2 separate regions of the Homo sapiens genome follow, and region 1 is linked to region 2. A link is a loop called in an ENCODE intact Hi-C map of the cell type or tissue named here. Cell type or tissue: mammary epithelial cell. All regions are shown on one strand. Links, peaks and the distances in the headings refer to the core of each region. The heading gives the core; the rest is flanking DNA.

Evidence for each region. A loop is a pair of places that touch in the nucleus more often than their neighbours do. Peaks named below come from ENCODE experiments on the same cell type or tissue, not always from the same donor. Only the 100,000 strongest peaks of a DNase experiment are listed, where the experiment ranks them.
Region 1: it touches region 2 in a loop (7-fold over the local background); 7 of 110 quality-filtered maps call a loop at or near these places.

What each region holds. Positions count from the first base shown.
Region 1 is chr2:113,327,053-113,332,426 of GRCh38, reverse strand. It overlaps LINC02966 (long intergenic non-protein coding RNA 2966), which reads right to left. Exons shown (of 4, transcript NR_183358.1): 2 at 3,650-3,748. Among named protein-coding and RNA genes, the nearest start is that of LINC02966, 4.7 kb to the right of the region's middle. In mammary epithelial cell, for the core only: no CTCF peak of the experiment used is centred there; DNase peaks (open chromatin) are centred at 1,850, 2,146, 3,216 and 3,666; H3K27ac peaks cover 3,840 bases.
Region 2 is chr2:113,237,634-113,243,007 of GRCh38, reverse strand. PAX8 (paired box 8) reads left to right here. Exons shown (of 12, transcript NM_003466.4): 5 at 230-318; 6 at 878-1,000; 7 at 1,282-1,457. All of the region lies in intron 1 of PAX8-AS1 (PAX8 antisense RNA 1), which reads right to left. Among named protein-coding and RNA genes, the nearest start is that of PAX8-AS1, 4.1 kb to the right of the region's middle. RefSeq lists an enhancer at 889-2,088. In mammary epithelial cell, for the core only: a CTCF peak has its summit at 2,429; DNase peaks (open chromatin) are centred at 1,867 and 2,477; H3K4me3 peaks cover 152 bases; H3K27ac peaks cover 2,851 bases.

The sequences.
Region 1 (5,374 bases), core at 242-5,241, 89 kb before region 2:
AGGTGGTGGCCTCAAGTTCCTAGCCACACCTCTCCAGTCCCAGGAGCCAAGCACAGAGTCCCTTGTGACCTCATTGTACCCACAGGTAGTGAGGTGAAGAAGCATTTAGATTATATAAAGAATCCTCCATTCAAGGTACATCAAGCAAGTCCAAACAATTATGTAGGAAGAATAAAAAAGACAACAGGCTTGCAAAGCATTGAGCATATTTGCAAAAGCTGAGTATAGACAGTGCAGGTGCTGTTTGGTCAGGATTGAATGGGAGGGGGAGGAGAGGCCAGACTTTGGTGTCCACTCAGCCCATCCTGAGCCAGCACTGTCCTTGGAGCGATGGAGAGTTTGAGTAAGTACAAAAACACTGGAAGCCTCAGAGACTGGCAAGTCCAATCCCTCTTTTACATGAATAAGCACCTGGGCTTTCCACAAAAGAAAATGGTTAGAAGTAGCATTTGGGTGGCACATCACAGAAGGCCCACACACACATTAGCCTGGACGATCCTCACAATGTCCCCATGAGATTGTGCTGTCCTCACTGCAAAAGCAAAGAAATAGGAGGTTTGATAATATTAAAGAAAGTGCCCAAGGTCTCTTGGCTCCACTGCACACCATGCTCTGTGAAAGACGGAAGGGGTGGGAGGCAGGGGCTAGTGGGTTATGCAGAGGACAGTTTGGTGAGATATTGCAACCATTAGTTCAATACAAAGAATGCATGTGAGTGAATGAATGAAAGAATGAATGAAAACCTGTGAGATATTAATAAAGATCATCAAACACAAGCTGTGTAGGTTTTTAAGAACTGAATAATCTCATTAAATAGTGGGAAAATTTAAGATTCCAGAAAACTCAGAAAATATATGGGCCAGTGTTTGGTATACATCAGTTCATTAAAATTATAGATGTGAAGACTCTACTCATAAACTACTGAATCAGAATATCTGGGGCCTCCTTATATTCAACAAGCTGCCCAAGTGATTGTGCTGTGTAAGTTGGAGAACTAGTGATTTAGGTTATAGTTTAATTTGTAATAATCAAGACAAATAATTAAATGCCTTGTAATGACCACTCACATTCACTGATTGCCATCATGTCTCTTTCTGATAATAATAGTGAATCTACATGAGCACTTACTCTCTGCCATATGTGTATATTCTGATTGAATTTTCATAAGAACTTTGCAGGGTGAGTATTATTATCTTCACTCAATAAACACGGGGCCTAATGCTCAGAGGGATGGAGTGGCTTGGTTAAACCGACATTGTTAGATTGTGGCAAAGCTGGCTCTGCAACAGGTCTGCCTGTCTCCAAGCCCATGCTCCCTCCATCAGAGCCAGGACACCCCTCCTTGTTTGCACTAAGTTGGACCCAGGGCTGGGCTGGGAGGTTCAGAAGAGTCTCTCATAACTTCAAAAGTGATGAGCATAATTCACAAATGTGAACACTTATCTATCATTGCAGCAACAAATAAGAACTTTTGAGAAGCTGGTGACCAAAGTTAAGAAGCATAGATAGCCTCCAAAAACTCTAGAAGAAACGGAGACCATGCCTGTGAAAGAATTATGAAACATTGGAGAGGGAGTTTGAGGGATAACAGAAGATGGAGAAATGGAGGCTGGCTTGAGAAATGTAAGTAGCCTAGATCTGGAATCTGGGAAGGAAGGGAGTGAGGGAGTACAGTGGAAGGTGCTGCAGAAAGGAAGTTGGGTGAAAGGGGAAGGAAATAAACTTCCAGATGAAAGGATTCAAGGATAAGCCTGATGTGATGGAGGTGGGTAGAATGAGAGCAAGAGCCAGGAGAGAGAGAAAGAGAGAGAGAAGAAGAGAGAGAGAGAGGCCTTGAGCGGATGATTCACCCATGCATGATTTGTAATATCATGCACTGGTCACTTGGAAAATGTTGGATCACTGAGTTACAAAGATCTTCCAAATGCACAGTAAAAAGCCCCACTGTACACCCGGAGGTAAATAAGAAAGCAAAGGCAAACGACCTTGAAACAGCATTGACCTCTCAGACACCCTGAAAGGATCTCAAGGAGTCCAGGAGTCTCAGGCTAACACCTTGAGAATTACTGCTGTGGTGTAATGAAGAGCATTCTGAACTGGGAATCAGACAAACAGCATGCTATATCGGACTCACCTTTTCATTAGCTTGGGCATGTCCCTGCACTTCTCTGAGCCCTGTCAGACAAGCTGGATGACTCACTATTTCTTAACAATTCCCCATGAATTCCCCCATCAGAGCATTTCTCTGCTTTGCCTAAGATAGACTCTTCTCTGCCCAGTTCTCCAACTGCCACCTGCCAACTGTACCCCTTCTTGAAGGCATAGCCAGTCGCCACCATGATATGTTCTCTCTTTCCCCTCTTCAGACACATCTCTCCTTCTTAGGCCCTTTACTGCCTGTGTTTGGACCTCTCCTGGGGATCTTATCTCACTCTGTCCTCAAAGTAAAAATGACCAGAATCCTTGTCTGGCACCCCCATCACCTCTGGCACCCCCTCTTCCCCTTCACAACTGGACTGTGAGTCCCTGAAGAGCAGAGACCACCAGGTGTTGTTCATGTTTGTGTCTCCTTCAGCCACTACCCAATGCCTGACACAGAGTAGGCACCCTGTGGAAGTGAAATTAATTGGTTAGCATGTTTCAGAAAGATCTATCTGTAAGGTTAAATGGATATTTATGGGAGAAGAGGCTGGGAAGAGGTGACTGGGAGGTGAAGGGAGAGGAATGGCGGTAAAGGGAAATAATGAGAAAACTGATGGAAGGGCCTGAGGGGAGAGGTCAGAGTGTACACCTATGGGCTAAAGAGACGGGGTGTGATGGGGGCACAGTAAGAAGATAAGAAGGGCATTTTATGGTGGACTTAGAGGATGGGGAGGGGAGTGGGATGCTTGGGCAATGGCGTTCCATTGGAATAAGACACTAAAGAATACTTGGGATGAAAATCAGGAGACACTGGGTGGAGGAGCTGAGTCCTGGCTGCTAGATGACACCTTGAGTGAGTGAGGGGCACGAACAGAGGTGCTAGGAAGCCGACCCCATTCTCTCTGCACACGATGCCAGGGATGCCATTGGATCTCCTGTGTGGGGCTTCCTGAGAACCCCCCTTCCAGGCACCTGGAAACCCTTGCCAGCTCCCACACATCTGGTGATGAGCAAGCCCGCATGAAGCACAAGTGGAAAAGAGCAAGACACTCAAAACCTCTGTCTTTTTCTCTTCAAATATTTGCAGAGGGAGTGTGGCAGGAGCTCAGGAATGCGGTGCTTATTGCTCACACTACATTAAAATTCAGATTGGCTTGTGCAATATCCCTGGCATAACCGCTCTGTGCTGATATTTTTATAACTCTTAATATCAAACAAATTGCCTCTTCACTGAGACAGTTTAATGTGACGGGGGCCGTGCCCGCCAGCTTCCTCACGCCGGCCCCATAAAGATCACCGTTCTGTTACTGGGGACAGAGGAGCTATGAATTTACTGTCAAAAATATGACTGGATTATGCAGAGTAAATCTTGGACTGTATTAAAAGGATCATGGTGTTTTAATTTCTTTTCTCTCCCCATACACTTGCCACCACATCTTTTTTTACTAATAAAATAAGGTTGGGGCCTCCATGTTGAATCATCTATGAATCATCTTTTTTGGCCTACCTTCCTGTTTTTGTCATATTCATGCCTCTTCTTCAGTCATCAATAGATGCCTTTGGCTCTACCTTACATTCAGTAGACGCCTCCTCTTTCCTTCATGATCTGGGAGAGAAAAAGATTTGAATGGATTTTTCTAGAAAATCTCCACCATACTTCAACTTCAGGGTCAACAGAATCTTCTCTTGTTTGGGTAACTTTTACCCCAATGGCATCTGGGGAGTAGAGAGAACTATAGTTGAACACTACACTCTTCTTCATGAGCTCATTCTATCAAACACTCCTTTTATTACAAAGACATGATTTCCTACATAATTAGGAAAAATAGACTGTATTTATTGAATAATCAGTTCTCCCTTTCATTTATAAATCAAGGACCTAGAAAAATGCCAATCAGAGCAATCCATTGAGATAGTACGTATTCCCAAATTGAGTTGTTATAAATCAACCCAAAGCAAAGAAACCTGACATTTTACTAGCCCAAGTCACTTTACTGTAGGTAATCAGTCCTTTCCAAATATTGAACATAGTTTGTGAACTCTGCCCTCCCACCGTTACTGCCCTAGAGAGCCACTCAGAGACCCAGGACACTGAAGTTTAGAACAAGTGAGTAAGGTGTCCTCCAAGAAATACATTGATTGGAGGAGTTGTGTCAGTAGAAGTCTCAGTACAGCACATGCAAGTGCTAATAGCAGCAGAAACGCAAAGAACAAATGATCAAAGTGTTTTGCATCATCTTCCAGCCTTCCTAAGACCACACACTCCAGACTGACAGACAGACATACAAATGGACACCAGTCACACATTCTTGTTTTCAAGGCAGGGAGGAAAGCTTCCACTTGAAAAGTGCCCCATCACTTGAAAGGGTTACCTGTGTGAGGTCACATAATTTTGAGTGTTTTTCTCTCGTATCTTTATATGTCAAATCTTCTTTTTCTTCTCTACTTGTATTTTATGAAGTAATACTTAGGATGACTCCACCATTTTCAAGTTTTACATTTTCATATACTTTGAAATTGGTATCCTCACATAACATAGTTAACACCAATCAGAGGTAACTTCACCCAGTATTAAAACTTGGTGCACATTTGTTTCGTAAATGTTTTAGGAAGATTTGAACTGAATAATCTTTTTCTTTAAATATCATATCTTTTTTGTTTCCTATGGCTGAAGCCATATCCACTTCCTTTGCTTCCAGAACATGCCAGATTACCCTGGCTTGCAGAACTGGTCATCTTTGAAAATCTACAAAGTTCTAGAAAGGCTGATCTAGGCTAGGAACTCAGATCAGGCCCTGTAGAATTGTCAGCTATTAAAATATGTCACATCTTATGCTTATGAAACTAGGAAAAAGCATAAATCACGCTTTTATAACTGACTGCTATGGTCTGAATGTGTCCCCCAGAGTTCAAATGTTGGTAACTTAATCTCCAATGCAACAGTGTTAAGAGGATGGATATTTAAGGGTTATTGGGCTCTGTCCTCGTTAATGGATTAATGGTGTTATCATGGGAGTTAGTTATTGATGGAGCAGGTTTCTGATAAAAGGGATGAGTCTGCCCTGCTTTCTCTCTTGCTCCTTCCTGCTCTTTTCCCCTTCCTCCTTCCCGGCTAGGATGATACAGCAAGAAGGTCCTCACCAGATGCAGCCCCCAACCTTGGATTTCCCAGCCTCCAGAAGAGTAAGAACAAAAAAAATTTTCTTTATAAATTTCTTAGGCTGTGGTATTG
Region 2 (5,374 bases), core at 64-5,063:
CCCCATCTCTGTTTTGGCCTTGAGTGACTGATGGTACCAATCATGAAATGCGGACAACTGAGGAGGACTAGGCATGCGGAGTAGGGTCACAGACTTGACTGTGGACAGTTGAGTTTCAAGTGCCTTGGAGATACCCAAAAGGGGTGTCAAAAAGGCGACTGGGTCTGGGGCAGCCATGAGTTCTCTTTCCTCCTCTTCTCTCTCATGGCCTTTCTTCTCTTCATCACAGAATCATCCGGACCAAAGTGCAGCAACCATTCAACCTCCCTATGGACAGCTGCGTGGCCACCAAGTCCCTGAGTCCCGGACACACGCTGAGTGAGTGCTGAGAGACCTGGATACACACACATGCTCGTGTACACCTCCCCTTCAGCATACCCACATATACACAGAGGCACACACAGACACACCCACACAGACATAGCTGTGCACAGTACCATTCACAAACCCATGTGTAGACTGAGTTGTGCCACTGCGACGAAGTCTGGCCTGTTCCCAGGGCAGATTCACTGAACTATGGAGAGGTGCAAACACTTGAGACAGCTCTAACTCCAAGAATCCCTCCCACCAGGAGGCCCCCTGGAGGAAGGACCTGAGCCCCTCCAGGGCTCAGTCCATGGTTCGGCTTGCTGCCTCCTGCACAGTGTCAGCAGGGACTGTGAGGGGTGTCACTCTCACTCCCTGACCCTCTCCCTCTTCCCACCACCGCAGTCCCCCCAGAGTCACCCCAGGGCTGTAAGGGGTGTCCCACCCCTTGCTCCTCTCCCTCTCCCCCAGCCCCTGCAGTCCCCAGCTCAACTGTAACTACCCCAGAGTCACCCAGGGCTGTGAGGGGTGTCACTCCCACCCCTGACCCTCTCCCTCTCCCCCACTGCAGTCCCCAGCTCAGCTGTAACTCCCCCGGAGTCACCCCAGTCGGATTCCCTGGGCTCCACCTACTCCATCAATGGGCTCCTGGGCATCGCTCAGCCTGGCAGCGACAAGAGGAAAATGGATGACAGTGAGTGCTGGGACAGGAGGGCAGCGGGCGGTGCACGAGAGCAGTTTGCTCAGGCTTTGATGGGGACAGAAACCCTTCCACTTATGATATGGGACTTTGTAGGGGCTCTGCATGTGACTGTCACATGTCCTGTCCCTCAGTTGGCCAAGGCTCCTGGGCCCACGTGGCTGGCCCTTTTTCTCCCTCCACAGTGAGTCAGCTTGGAGTCAGTCCTCTACTTTGGCCTAGAGCATGAATAGATAGGTCCCCTAAAAGCTTTCTTCCTTCCCGGGGGGTACCAGGTGATCAGGATAGCTGCCGACTAAGCATTGACTCACAGAGCAGCAGCAGCGGACCCCGAAAGCACCTTCGCACGGATGCCTTCAGCCAGCACCACCTCGAGCCGCTCGAGTGCCCATTTGAGCGGCAGCACTACCCAGAGGCCTATGCCTCCCCCAGCCACACCAAAGGCGAGCAGGTGAGAAGCTGGGCCCTGGGAGGTGAACAGGGTGGGCAAGGGCCAGAGAAGGTCTATTCTCCAAATGAGCCTGTGCTCCATCAAAGCAGCTGGAAGTTGCATCAATGGGCTCAGGGCACCTGCCTTATGCAACTCCAAGCCTGACACATGCTTTATTTTACCAGATGCCCTGGCATCTTCCTCCCTTTCTAACCCTCCTGGCTTCCTTCACCCAAAACCTTTGAGCCTGGGCCTTTCAGGGATGGCAGCACAACCTGATGATGCTATCCCTTGCCATCAGCGTCTTTCCCAGATTGCAACATCACGTTCCACAACTCTGAAGCAGTAGCACAAAGCCTTCACATAATGACCTCAGCCACTATTTCCTAGCCCCACCTTTGGCCACTCATCCTGCACACCCCATGCTCTTGCATTACTCATGGCCCCGAGCTCACCACCCTCGCTCACACCTCTCTGCCCTTGCACACTGTGTGCCCTCCACACAGAATGCCTTTCCTCCCACTTCTCTGCATGGAAAAATACCACTAGCCTTCATGACTCAGCCAAACATCACCCTCTCCGTCAGTCCTCCCCTGCCCCTCCGACATGAATCATCTCTCCTGCCTCTTGCCCTTCTGCATGTCCCACATGCTGCTCTCAGTAGCTTCTCACAGTGTCACTTAATAATCTAGCAGACAGACAGGTACAAAGACACGCGGACTCCTTAAGGACAGGGAAGCCTCATGAAACGTTAAACATCGTTTTTATTCCCAGCACCTACCATTGTGCCCCCCTTATAATAGACAGTAATGGTATAGTGAATGAATGAACAAATGAATGAGTTGAGAAATCCAGAATAATACATCACAAGCTACAGCGAATTTTTCTTGCTAGTGCTCAGGACAGGTGAAATGAATCATAACAGGTTGGTGTCCGTGAAAAGCTGACAGAGATGTGAGAGGTCCCACCCTGAGGCCAACAAAGACTCTGCAGCTCTGGCAGAACCACTAAGCTCTCAGCTCCTAGTCATCACATCTTTTTCCCTTAACCCTGCCAAGTCAACCAGATGAGGAGTGTCTTCAGGGTGGGTCTGTTGCCCCTCTTTGCCCATGCCGTCATTTGCTGTAGGAGTGAGGCAAGTCCATATGCCTTTAAGAACCGAGTAGGACAATGGAGATGATGCCAATAATCAGCCCAACCACTTCCAGTGACCGTCTGGGCTGCTGGTCCCGTGCCAGCACTCGCAGCTGGGCAGGCAATCTGCATCAGCAATTTTATCAGCGTTGACTGTGGCAACCACGAGCGTGCAGAGAAAGCTGACCATCAGCAGCATGGGGAGAGGGCCTGGGGTGCTCACGCACCAGTCAGCACACAGCTCCAGGAAGGAAAGGGGTTGCAGTGGGGGGCCTGCAGGAAGCTCACTCTGTGAGAGTAAGCCTGCAAAACTCAGTGTGCAGGCACCAGCCACTCAGTGAAAGTAAAGAAACCCTGCTGATGAGACTCTGGACACCCGCTGAGTCCCAGAGCCATTTCCTGGCTCCATCCCTAAGCCCCCCAAAGGACCCTGCTTGACTACAGAGCACCCCCATGCCATGCTGGCATATGAACATGGGGAATCCTGGAATGAGAAAGTCTTTGAGCTTTCAGGGACCTCCATGACCACCTTGTCCAGTTTCTCCATTTGTGTGGAGATAATCCAAGCAAGACAAGGAGGGCTTGGGCAATCAGAAGGTTTTGGAGCTCAGGCCTGCCAACCCTCATTTCATTCAGACTGGTCCACTGTCACCTGTTTCAGATATGGTGCTTCTACGTAAACACTTATTTGAAGACTGAAAAAAAAAGCATTTGAAAACCATTAAACTTCTCCAACCACTCATCTTTCAGATGAGGAGACTGAGGTCCAGCAGTGTCCATAAATTATTCATTACCTCCTCAGTCAATCATTATTCACCCAGTCATTCACCTGGAGGGTGGTGAAGGCAGGGAGAACCAGCCAGTGCAAGGGCCCCTCATGTCCTGCCTGGCCTTTGCTTTTCCTACCTCTGGTAACTGACTGTGCTGCCAAAGTAACACTCCGTGCTCTCTCACCTGGGCATAGGAATGCCCTCTGGCTTGGGGAGCCAAGAAAGAAGCACAAGTATTCATACCTGACCTTAGGACAGGTTGTAACACAGCTATCTTTTCTGCAAAATCAACAAGTGGGGGACCAGGCATGGTGGCTCACACCTGTAGTCCCAGCACTTTGGGAGGCCAAGGTGGATGGGTCACCTGAGGTCAGGAGTTTGAGACCAGCCTGGCCAACAAGGCAAAATCCCATCTCTACTAAAAATATAAAAATTAGCCAGGCCTGGTGGCGTGCACCTGTAATCCTAGCTACTCGGGAGGCTGAGACAGGAGAATCGCTTGAAGCTGGGGGGCGGAGGTTGCAGTGACCCGAGATTGTGCCACTGCACTCCAGCCTGGGTGACAGAGCGAGGCTCCATCTGAAAAAAAAAAAAAAAGGGCAGGGGGAAGTGTTCATCAGAAACATCATGTGGCCTTATTCCTGGTTGCTATTTCATGACCAGACATAGCTAGAAGTCATACAGCTCTTGTTTCCCTATTTTACAAATGCATCAAAAAAAATCAACAGAATATGAATATCAGTTTATTGACAGAAATCAAGAATTTGGTGGCTTCTGACTCTTCACGATTCTGAAATAATATCTGTGATAACTCTCATTGGGCATCTGCTGTCACCAAGTATTCGGTGCTAAGCACATTATGTATAAGTATACAAAATTTCATGTAATGCTTACGTCAGCCTCATAAAGTAGAGTCTATGATTCCCATACAGGTGAGAAAATTAAGGTTCAGAGCAGTCAAGTAGACTAAAGCTACTTGGCAGGTCATTGCAGAACCAGGGCTCAGAGTCGCTGAAGTTCTGAAGCATTGTGCTGCTCTGCCCCGATTCAAGTTCAATTCCAGCTAAAAAGCCCAATAATCACTGGGAAGTTTCAGTCATTGAATACAAAATCACCAAAAGATTTGACTATATAGGTTTTCTTTTTCCTTTTTTTCTAAGTTACTTGGATTTTGAAATAGCTATAGGATTCTGAGTAGATATTTTGCTGTCAAAACAACACATCCATAAAGCATTTTAAACTTCTCTTATACGCTCTAGAAATTAGGTATTTTGTTCAATTTCAATAAGACACACCCTGGCCAGGTGCAACGGCTCATGCCTGTAATCCCAACACTTTGGGAGGTCAAGCCAGGCAGATCATGAGGTCAGGAGTTTAAGACTAGCCTGGCCAACATGGTGAAACTCCTGTCTCTACTAAAGATACAAAAAATTAGCCTGGCATGGTAGCACGCACCTGTAATCCCTGCTACTCGGGAGGCTGAGGCAGGGGAATCACTTGAACCCAGGAAGCAGAGGTTGCAGTAAGCGAAGATCGCACCATTGCACTCCAGCTTGGGCAACAAGAGCAAAACTCCGTCTACAAAAAAAAAAAAAAAAAAAGGCCCTAAGCAACTCCACCCTGCCTCTAAGTGGGCCCCCTTGGAAGGCATGGAACCAGAGCACCATTTAGTCAATAATTGCTGCTATGTGCTAATGGTGCCCTGGTGGCCTCCAGAATTGACTGCAGCTTCCAAAAGTGCCCAGCATGCAACCGGAAAGTGCTGTGGATCTTTGCAGAACCCAGCTCGATGGAAATCACTGAAAACAATTGCCTTTAGTGGCACTGTTATGTAACTACTGAGCATTCCCTGAATTCAGCTTTGCACATCTCACGTAGCAGGTATGTGACGAGTGTGAAGGTATGTGGGGAATGGGTGTGTTCTTTTTTCTGCGCTATCTGCTTCCCCAGTGGAAGGAGGCCATGGTGAGGATGAGGTACACTTACCTTTAGTTAAACAAGTTCTTTTCGGAAGGAGTACCTAAGGTCATAGCT